Regions from separate parts of the Homo sapiens genome. Here region 2 is linked to region 1. A link is an interaction called in ENCODE POLR2A ChIA-PET data of the cell type or tissue named here. Cell type or tissue: MCF 10A. All regions are shown on one strand. Each heading gives the region's core, and the rest is flanking DNA. Links, peaks and the distances in the headings are about the cores only. Region 1 has its middle 120 kb from the start of RFC3. Region 2 overlaps LOC124903153 (a long non-coding RNA gene).

Region 1 (5,393 bases), core at 219-5,218:
AATATTCATCATGTCTTTGTGCTGGAAACATTCCTAATCTTCACTTCTAGACAGCTTTGTGAAACCTTGCAAAAACCATGTAGGTAGGGCATGCTCAGACTCCTGACCATGTAAATGTGAGATAGAAAATATGTATGATGTTTTAAGTCAGTAAGTTTGTGGTAATCTATTAAGCAGCAACAGAAAACTAGTACAGGCTTCTATTTCCTGTAGGCTAGAAATAAAAATAGTACATACCTTATGCCGTGTTATGAAGTTAAAAGAAGTTAACATATGTAATATGCTTAAAATAGAGACCCTAGGTCTATTTCTGAGGCAAGATGCCTCAGAAACTTGCAGAATCTAAGGCAGGGCTTATCCCTGCCCATCAATGAAAAATGAATGCTAAAGTAAATTATGAAATGTCATTAATAAACATACTAGTTCACATGCTATTTTTTGTTAAAGGCCTTGACTAAAATTATGGAAACAACCACATATTGACCTTGACAATCAAAATTATGAAATTCTCCAATGATTATTGATGGGAGCCACTCTGAAGGTGTTTCCTATGCCTCACTCCATTCACCAAGGCAGAAACAGCTCTGCTTTATGGCACCTTAGCAGTCAAGGTTTCATGTCATTGGAACAGGCCAACTGCTAAAGGTGGGCACCAGACTTCTCAAGATTTTCTCCAGGGAATTTAGAACCATTGGCATTCCAATTCAATCTACTCACTACATAAATTGACTACAAGTATACAGCTAACGTGATAAAAAAAAAATAAGATGTTAATTACCCTATCATTCAAATAGCAGGAGGATCTATGAATTAGTACCATGTACCCCAAAACAACAATAATGGTGCTGATATTTATTCTGCTCCTGTATTGTTTATAAACTTATTATGGTATAAAACTACAAGAGTTTAATCAGACATCACAGGAAGTCTGTAAAAAAGGGTGAAACAATTAAGAAGAGTATGTGAAATATGGATGAGCCCACTGCCATTGATGTTGAAACTCTAAGTGCATAATGTACCTTAGCATTAAATTAAAAAGTATGGAATGTTCCTAACACAAAGAAATGATAAAGGCTTGAGGCAATGGATACCCCAATTACCCTGATTTGATTATTATACATTGTATGCCTGTATCAAAGCATCGCATGTACCCCGTAAATATAGACAACCATTATGTACTCGTAAGAATTAAAAATAAAAATTAATAAAATAAAATAATACCTTCAGTCTTCAGGCCATTAGTCATTATTGTTGCTAATATTAGTTACTAAAAAACAAAAATAAAAGGCAAAAAAATTACAATGCATACCAAGAAGCATTATTAAGAATATAAAATAGGATACAGAAACAAACCAACAAGTGATGCAGGCATTAGATTTATCAAACACACACTTTAAAACAGCTATAATTAATGTACAAAAAAAGATAAGAGAATTTTAGAGAAAAAGTAGACAATATTTTAAAAATCAAATAGAAATTTTATCTAAAATTGACAATTCAACAGATCATTAGATTGGGCTCCCCTGAACAAATGATATTACTGAACAGGAAGATAGAAAATATGCAAATTAAAGGATAAAAACATTTTAAAATGTATAAAACAACATAAGTTATGTATGGGAGATATTTAAAAATTCTAAAATACACATGATCAGTGTCCTCAATTGATAACACAAAGAATGAGGTGGAAGCAATATTGAAGAGATGTTTGCCTATAATCTTCAAAATCGGATGGAGGCTCTCAACCCATACATTCAAGAAGTTTCATAAACACTAAGAAGAAAAAAAAAACCTTAAATCTACACTTAGTCACATAATTGCAAACTGTTAAACACCAAAGATAGAAAAATCTTAAAGATAGCCAAAGAAAACAGGCAGCTTCGAAGAAAGAAAACAAGATTGGGCTGGTTTATTGACAGAAACAATGGCAGTTAAAAGACAATAAAAGTATATATTTATGGTGCCAAAAACAAAGTGCCAAACTAGAATAATATAGCAATTGAAAATAACCTTCAGAAACAAAGGTAAAATGAATATGCTGCAGACAAATACAAATTAAGAAAATTCACCACCATCAGACTTTCCTAAAATAATTACTAAAGGAAATTCCTTAGGCTAAAGGAGAATATTCCTAAACAGAAACACAAAATGCAAGAAGGAATAAAGGGTGGCAGTGTTGTAGAAAAAACCAGGTTCTTGTCATATGACCAGAAAGGATTAGGTGCGCAGACACATTGAAGGGTGATTAGAGAGGAATGTATTGGGCAAAAAGGAAAAAAAAAAAATCTCTCAGGAAAGTGAGACGGAGTCCTGCTAACAGGCCCGCCTCCTCACAGACTGATTCCCAGGTTACTACCCCTGCTGAAGAGAACAGCCTCCTCCCCTGCTTAAGGCAGGAATTCCCCATAGCTCCATCCACTTCCCTCAGTACGCATGTCCAGCTCCCATCCACTGTGGGCATGCCCTGACAAAACCCTGGGCAGGTTTCCTCATCTGCACAAAAGCATCTGATGTAAACACTTGTGGGTTGGGTCGGAGATTCTCTGGGGACCCATTTTTATCTGCCCAGGCATTTGGCTGTCTCAGCAGAAAGTTGTAAATATGTGGATAAATATAAATTAAAGTTGGCTATACAAAACAATAATAGTAACGTGCTACAGAGTTCATAACGTAATAAAAATATATGATGGCAATAATGTGAGAGGCAGAATGTAGATGAATGGGGTTAAACTATTGTAAGGTTTCTAAACTATTATAAGGTTTCTAAACTATTGTAAGGTTTCAGCATGATCAGAGAATTGATGAAAGTAATTTTATTAGACTACGGTAAGTCAGGGTAAGCATTAAATAACAATAAAATAAGATATGACAGACAAGGTAATAGAAATTGAAATAAAAACATAAAAATATTTGATGACTTCAACAGAAACATTATAGTAAGATAATGGCTATGACAACAGCATGATGAACATACTTGACACACTTGGTATATACAGACTACTATGCACATCAACTGGAGAATATGCATGCTTTTCACACGCACATGTAACATTTACCAAAATTAGCAACATGCTGGGCTATAAAGCAAATTTTTGAAGAACCAAAACTATCCAGAGAATATTCTCTGATGAAATCATCCCCATGTGTCTGGCAATGAGGCAACATAATCTTAAATTGTTCCATGGATCAAGAATAAGTTGCAATGAAAAAACAAATAATTTTTGAACCTGATAGTAAATATCAGATATAATAAAATTTGTGGAGGGCAGTTGAAGTCATACTTAGAAAAAAAATTATAACATTTGATTAACATATTAAAACAGAAGAAAGGTTCAAAATTAATGATGTAAGAATTCAATTTAGGAATTTAGATAAAAATTCAACAAATTAACTCTCCCCCATAATAAAAAGTAAGGCAGTAGGAAGAAAACAATAAATTAGGAATAAAAATTAATGGAATAAAATCCAGTTATTCAATACAGAAAATCAGTAACATGAAAGTTTTTTATCAAAGTATTAATAAAATGGATAAACTTTTACGAAGATGGATCAGAAAAAAATAGAGTGAACATAAATTGCTGATAACAGAAATATACAAAAGAAGCACCCTCTCAGATCTTACAAATATTAAAAAGACAAGAGAAAATTATGACAATTTGGTTCTCTGGGGTGTTTTCTCTGACACCAACAACCTATTCTCTGATTCTCTAGATACTAGCTGGGTGTCCAAAACTTCAATCCAATTCTGACACTATCTACCCAGAGTTAGTACAGACTCCATAAAGTAAGGAGCTCGACAGGACAAGACTGTTCCCGCTTCCGACACCAGTTTCAAGCCCTGAGCCACCTGTACTTCTGATGAATCAGCTGTAAAGCAAGTGTTTCCACCACCCCTCCTCGGGTTTAATACTTTGCTAGAGCTGCTCACAGAACTTACTTATTTACACTTTTAAACTTACATTTACTGGTTTATTATAAAGGATACAATGCAGGAAGAACCAAATGGAAGCAATGCACATGGCAAGATACAGAGCGAGGGAGTCACACAGAGAGAGCCTCCTTACCCTCTTGGGTGCACCACCTTCCGAGCACCTTGGTGTGTTCACCCACCTGGAAGCTCTCTGAGCCTCACTGTCAAGAGTTTTTACTGAGCCCAATCTCCAGCTCCCTCCCCTCCACTCTTCCCAGAGGGTGGTGGAAGGGCCTGAAAGTTCCAACTCTCATGTCAACTTGGTCTTTCTACCTTGAGTCATCTCATTAGCACAGACTCAGGTGGGATGGATAAATTGGACTATATTTAAATTAAAAATATTTGTTCATCAAAATATGTGATTAACCAAGTGAAAAAACAAGCCACAAAATATATATTCATATATTTTAAAACTACAAATTAATATTATAATGGTAAAATCCCTACAGAAAAATAGGCAAAACACCTTAGCATGCCCTTCATGTTGAGGATCTACAGAATCAATACATACATGAGAAGATGCTCAATTTTATTAATCATCATTATAATTAGCATATCAAAACCATTAATATGATACCACTACACACACACCAGAGTGGTTAAAAAGAAACTAACTGAAAAATCCCAATTGTTGGCAAAAACCTGAAAGATTGAAGAGCTTATTACACTGCCAGTTGGAGTGTAAATTTGTATAATCACTTTGGAAAACTGTTTTGTTGTAGCTACCAGAGTTGAACACATGCATCCCCAATGACCCAGCTTTCCACTCTTCAGAAGCACTCAACAGAAATGCATACATTTGTCCACCAAAGGATATGTACAAAAATGTTGATAGTAGCACTGATTGTAATAGCAAAAAAAAACTGAAATGTAGTGAATTGTGATATATTCATACAATGGCATACTATTTAGCAATGAGAATGAAGAAATCACAAATATATGACACAATGTTGAGAAAAACAGAAGCAAAATAGTACATACTGTATGATTCCACTTGTATAAGTTTCCAAAACAGACCAAATAAATGGATTTTTAACACCATAGTGTTAAAAATCAGAATGGTGGTTATCCCTGGGAAATGATGATATGCTTCTTAATCTGTTGCTTCTTCATGGTTTTTACTTTGTGAAAAATTATCCGGTTGATTATTATGATTTTTATACTTTTCTGAATGTGTGTCAAACTCCAATAAAAAGTTAAAAAATATATTTATGATTTTTAAAAACGGGATAGAGCATATTTCCTTGAGGAAGTGAAGAATATGCCAACATAGTTAATTTGCAAACTTGCAATTACTTTATATTTCATTGCTTTGAAGTCATTTTCATTTTCAACTCTTACTTTTTTTTTTTTTTTTTTTTTTTTGCAGTTGGACTTTATCTTGAGCTGTGGCTGTGAAAATGCCAGATCCTAGCTACTAGAA
Region 2 (5,393 bases), core at 269-5,268, 97 kb before region 1:
CTAGATCTAACTGATCCCTCGTCTCTTATGAAAAGACCAATCCTTTAAACAAAGACTGCTCAGATTTCTTATTTGTAAAGCGCACTAATAATGCCTGCCCCATAGGATTGTGCTTAGAGCACATTAATAAATACAATTTATTCATAAAGTCTTTGTTGAGCCCTTCTGTATGTTTGTACTGTTCTCAGTCCTGAAGGTGTGGTGGTGAGCAAGGCAGATAAGATGCCATCTATATTCTAGAAAGGGTGGATCAGTGAGGAATGTGTTTGTCTGTGAGTAAAAGGATCCTCACCAAATAGTGGCTGCACAGCAGTGCTGGTCTAGAGTGCCTGTAGAGAGGCCTGCAGAGGGCTGTTGAGGTGGTGGCTAAGACCGGGGTGATGGCAGTGGAGATGTATAGGAAGTATATCATGGATTAGAGTCAATGGGACTTGCTGATGGACTGGATGCTGGGGATAAAAGGTAGAGAGGATTCACAACTGACTTTTAGATATTTGTCTTGATAATTAATCAAGAAGGAGAGAAGAAGGAGGAGGAGGAAGAGAAGAAGAAGGAAAAAGAGAAGGGAAAGGACAGGAAGAAGAAGGAGGAGGAGAATGTTGTGTTGTTTCATAGTTTAATGATATTTTATCATTTTAAAAGCATTTCCAACCTATAAAGGCACTCAAAATAATTCTGTAGGCAAATAAAACTGGTATCAAGTCAGGAAACCAGATAAATAGCATGCCTCCAATGTTGATGTAATGTAGGTATGTTTATACCACGTCCTGCAAATAGAATATTTGTAAAAAGCATCTAATTTAACTTTTACAACATCCTATGAAATGAAAATTAATAATCACATTATGAAGATAAATAAACTGAGGCTCAGATAGATTAATTCACTTGTTCAGACTTACATAGTGAGTTGGCCATATCAGGATTCTATCCTCGGTCTCCTTAATGTTCTGCCTTCTTTCCAATGACAAGCATGTAAATTCCTAAGAGCTTTTTTAAGCTCAATGATGGCATTACTTCCTTCTCTGAGTTAATAAAACCCATCCTCGGAAGGTTACCTGGGGGGAAGGTTGTTACCTTTGGCTGCTTAAAAAGGAGAGAGCAAGGCACTGAAAGAATGGGACATCCATTGAATGGGTCCACCTGGACAGAAGTGTGGTGGGAGAAGGGAAAGGCGGGGACATGAGCTTTAGGACACACTGGACCTAAGGCAGATCGAGACAGAACAAAGATGCTGAGAACCTGAGTGGGGGTGGGGCAGGAGCCAAGGAGTAGTTGTGTCCCCACAGGAAACCAGAGCAGCAACAACCGCTTCTTTTTATATCTCAGGTGAGCTCTGTTTCCATATATAACTAAACAGAAGACTTGGGGTCAAATATCTGAAATAGAGATATTTTAAACATTCCTAATATGCCTCTGTTCAGAACAACAAAAAAAAAAAAACAAAAAAAACTCTGCCTAAACTTTACATTCAGATATACCCAGGGCCACATGAAAGAAAGCATTTGTGTTGACTTTGCACTGCTCCTCTTGGGTAATACTGCTTTGCAGTCTGTTCCTCTTAGGTCATTCACAACCAAATAACGCCCCCCTCCTTTGTGGCTCCGGTTAAATTTCATATTTGCTTAAGAAAAACACAGAATCTTGGGAAATTTTAGCCTATTACAGACATTAAGGAGGAACAGTCTATCTGCTTCTTATTTCTCTTAAAACACACACAAACTGCAGTGTGGGCGGCCAATGTTACCCTGGTGATTTCCTTCCCTCTGTTCTCAGCTAAAATTGTGCAAAGCTAATATGAGCACCTGAGTTCTACAAGAGAGGACACAATTTAGAAAGGGAAGCTATTAGAGAGCAGGGGAAGGAATGGGGACTTCCATAGGCTGAATGCTAATCAGATTAAAATATGTGCAAGGAAATTATACTTATGCATTTTAATCTGAGGCAACTGAGCTGGTGCACATTTTCTTAGCTGAAAGGAATGGCGGAAATGAGCTCATTTGAGTAGTGTGGGGACAGTGGCCTCACTCTTGTCTTCCCGTGCAGTCCCCTTACGTTGCACAGTATCCTGCAGAATGATCATTTTTCTCCATCGTGGAAATAAGGTTGCTTAAAAGGGCCAGAAGGTACTGCTGATTCCAAGTCAAGCTGACTCAGACTGAAGGAGGAAAATGAAAAGTAAATGCAATTTCATTTCAGGTTTCTGAAAGCTATTTACAAATGAGAGCAAAAAACACCATAGAAATCATGACCAATGCAGTATGCAGTGTCCCCAAATAGATGATTAAGATGGAATGGAATCACTTAGTAACACCAACTGAATATTCATGGACTGTCAGGGAGCCAGCCTAGAGGAGGTGAGATGCTGCCAAGCCGAGCGGGCCTGTGTGTCCTGGAAGAGGAGGGGTCTCTCTGCCTCTCCTCTTGGGTAGTTAGTGGTGATGTTGGGCTCCCAGCTTTGAAGCTTCCTAATTCAGGCTTTGATTTGGAGGCTTTGCACTAGCCCCTAAAAGCATGAGCCTCTGCATTCCAGAAATCTGATGTCACCCAGGCACAGTTGTGTAGGGGCTTTTCTTTTGTGAACCTTCCTTGAGAAATCTGGCTGCTATACCTGGGAGGTAGGAGAGCTTTTCTATGCCTGTCTTCTCTGTGATGATGTGAAAGCTCCTAATTCCAAAAGATTTCATCTACCCAGTAATAGCTACCAACCCGCTTCCTTCTACTGTTCAACTTATTACTGTGTTTCCTTAACGCTGAGATGCACATTATTTTCCATTTTAAAACTCTGAAATTGAGGGTAGATCTTACAATTGATATTGCCAACTGATCTCTTGCAATCTATATTGTAGTATTTCTTTCCCACTCTTTTTCTCTAAACAGGGGCGATTGAATAAATACAGTATCCTAGTCAGGAAAAATGAAACTCTGCCTCCAGCCTCTAAAGGCCACAAAGAATGAAATTGACAGAAGTAAGTAGGAAGAGAGTGCCCAGGGCTGAACCCTGATGGTTCTGGGTCAAGTAGCCAAGACAAGTGGAGGTCAAAGAGATGTGGCCCTCAGACCTCTACCGGACGATCCATATGGGCTCTGCCAATCTGTGACCACATGGCAATTGTCTTAGAATAAGGGAATCAACCCAAATTTGTCCCTGTTCTTTCTATTGGTTTGTTTTAGCTTTTGCCATCATAGCTATACTAAAAGAATAAGGGTCTTTTTCTACACAAGAGTGGTGAGAAGAGCACTTCACCTGTTTACTTTTTAATGTCCCTTTTAAATACATGCCCCCAGATGTCTAATATGCACATTCTTCCTGCTGCATAATGTGCCTGAAGCACTGGGTTTGCCATGTGCCTCCCCAAAGCAGCCCAACATCCACATGCCCACCTCCCCATTGGCCAAGCAATGTCTGTGTCCTTCTGCCCCTTCTTTCAGGGCTCTGTTAAGTGATTAAAGCCACTTGGAGAAATAAATTTAGGCAAAAAGGTTAATGGATCATAGTATCTGCTTTACTCGGGTATTTGTATTTTAAAGGGTTCTTTAAGAAGTACAGCATCTTAATCAAAAATAATTGACTTTGAATTGAAGGATTTTTCAGGATGCAAGGAAGGATATTTAGGGCAAGAAGGATTTCAAGTACCCATCGAATCCTATCATGTGGGCACACACACACTCTGCCTGAGCCCAAATGGTCTGGGCATCAAGAAATTTAAAAAAGCTACTTCTTTGCTCCTGGCATTGTCATCACAGCTTTGGGGATCCTAATAAGAGAAGAGTTAAAAAAAAAAAAAAAAAAAGAAACCAGTTTTTCATTTGCAAACTGCTTACCAATTAGCTTTTTATGAACACTTTAGTCTTCTTTCATGATGACACAGGCTGAGGGTATTTACTCAATCTAACTTCTCCTCAGCTTAATGGGAGTATTTGACTAGTCTCTGTAACAGATTCACCAAAACAAACATTTATTCTGCTACTAAATGAGAGACACTCTGCCAGTCACTGGGAGAGATTAAGGAATGTATAAGACATGGTCATGCTTTTCAAGGCCTTACTATCTAGCTGGAGAGAAAAATTCATATGAGCCAGACGGAGAGCTAAATGACAGACTCAACACAATGACACACGGATGACACAATGGAAATGAATCAGCAAATGCAAGGTTGAGTATTTCAGGAGAAACAGTTTGCACAAAAAGCCCTTGGATGAGCTGAATCTGAAGGATGGTATTTGGGCCACCTGTTATCTTTATTCCCCTGGTGCCCTCATCTCCTTTGGAGAATTTTCCTCTTTCCATTCCATCTGGTTGTGGAGGCTGTGAGTCCCACATGGTATGATATCTGATTCAGCTTAGAGCAGTCAGAATTCTTCACCCCTCTGATATAAAGAACGGCTCCAGGTAAACACATGACTCAACCTGGGCCAGCTGGAGCCCTTCCCTGCATTGACTGATTCACAGGCAGGGAGGAGCTGTCCTCTTCTCTTAGGATCTCTAAACTGGGGGCTGTGAAGATGTTATTGTTAAATGACATTCCTCTCTCATGGAGAAAGCTTCCCTGCACAGTGAAGCTAAAATTCAGGAGAAAACAGAAATGAGAGAAGAAACAGGGATGTTCCTGACATCTTTTGAGCACTTACACGTAGGTCCACCTTCTAGTTTCACAGGCCAATAAATCCCCTCCGCATCTTATTCTTCAGACACTTCTATCCACCCCACTTCTGGAGCTCAGTTGTTTTCATGTTAGTCCACGTGATGTGGTCCCAAAGAATCACTAATGTTCGGTTCTGTTTTTTCCAGTCTTTCATCTCTGTGTTTAATTTTCTGTAGCTTCTATTGTTATGTATTCAAATTCACTGATCTTTTCTTCTGCAGTGTTTAATCTGCAAGAATCCCATCAAATTTTCTTTTCAGATACTTTTTTAATATTTTGAAGTCCTATTTGAATCTTTAAAAATATACATATTCCATTTATCCTCTCAACATGTTTGTCTTTTTCCCTATACCTTGAATATATGCAGCATATTTATAGTAGCTATTTTTAAATCCTTATGTGCTAATAATATCATATATGAAATTTCCAGGTTTGCTTCTTTTGAATGAACTTTTTTTCCAATTACAAATCATATTTTCCTACTTCTTTACATTCCTGGTAATCTTTATTAAGTGGTAAATCTTGTACATTTAATATTGTTGGACTTTGGCATACAGCTAATTTACCCGGGATCAAGTTTGATTCTTTCAGCATTTTCTTTTAAGCCTTAGTAGGGCAGGTCTAGAGTAGCCTTTTGTTTGGGGCTAATTTAGCCCAATTATTCAGGCAACATCTTCCTGAGTAGTCTACCTGATGCTCTGTATATTGTGAATCCTGTGTGAATTCTAGGAATTATTCTGTCTCCCAGCC

What was found. ChIA-PET counts read pairs that join two places held together with the same protein. Peaks named below come from ENCODE experiments on the same cell type or tissue, not always from the same donor. Only the 100,000 strongest peaks of a DNase experiment are listed, where the experiment ranks them.
Region 2: POLR2A ChIA-PET joins it to region 1 with 6 read pairs; 4 of 35 experiments call an interaction of 5 or more read pairs at or near these places.

The regions. Positions count from the first base shown.
Region 1 is chr13:33,938,127-33,943,519 of GRCh38, reverse strand. It overlaps a transcript of RFC3 not described here. Among named protein-coding and RNA genes, the nearest start is that of RFC3, 120 kb to the right of the region's middle. RefSeq lists an enhancer at 2,235-2,734. In MCF 10A, for the core only: no CTCF peak of the experiment used is centred there; a DNase peak (open chromatin) is centred at 2,419.
Region 2 is chr13:34,034,811-34,040,203 of GRCh38, reverse strand. All of the region lies in intron 1 of LOC124903153 (a long non-coding RNA gene), which reads right to left. Among named protein-coding and RNA genes, the nearest start is that of RFC3, 220 kb to the right of the region's middle. In MCF 10A, for the core only: no CTCF peak of the experiment used is centred there; no DNase peak of the experiment used is centred there.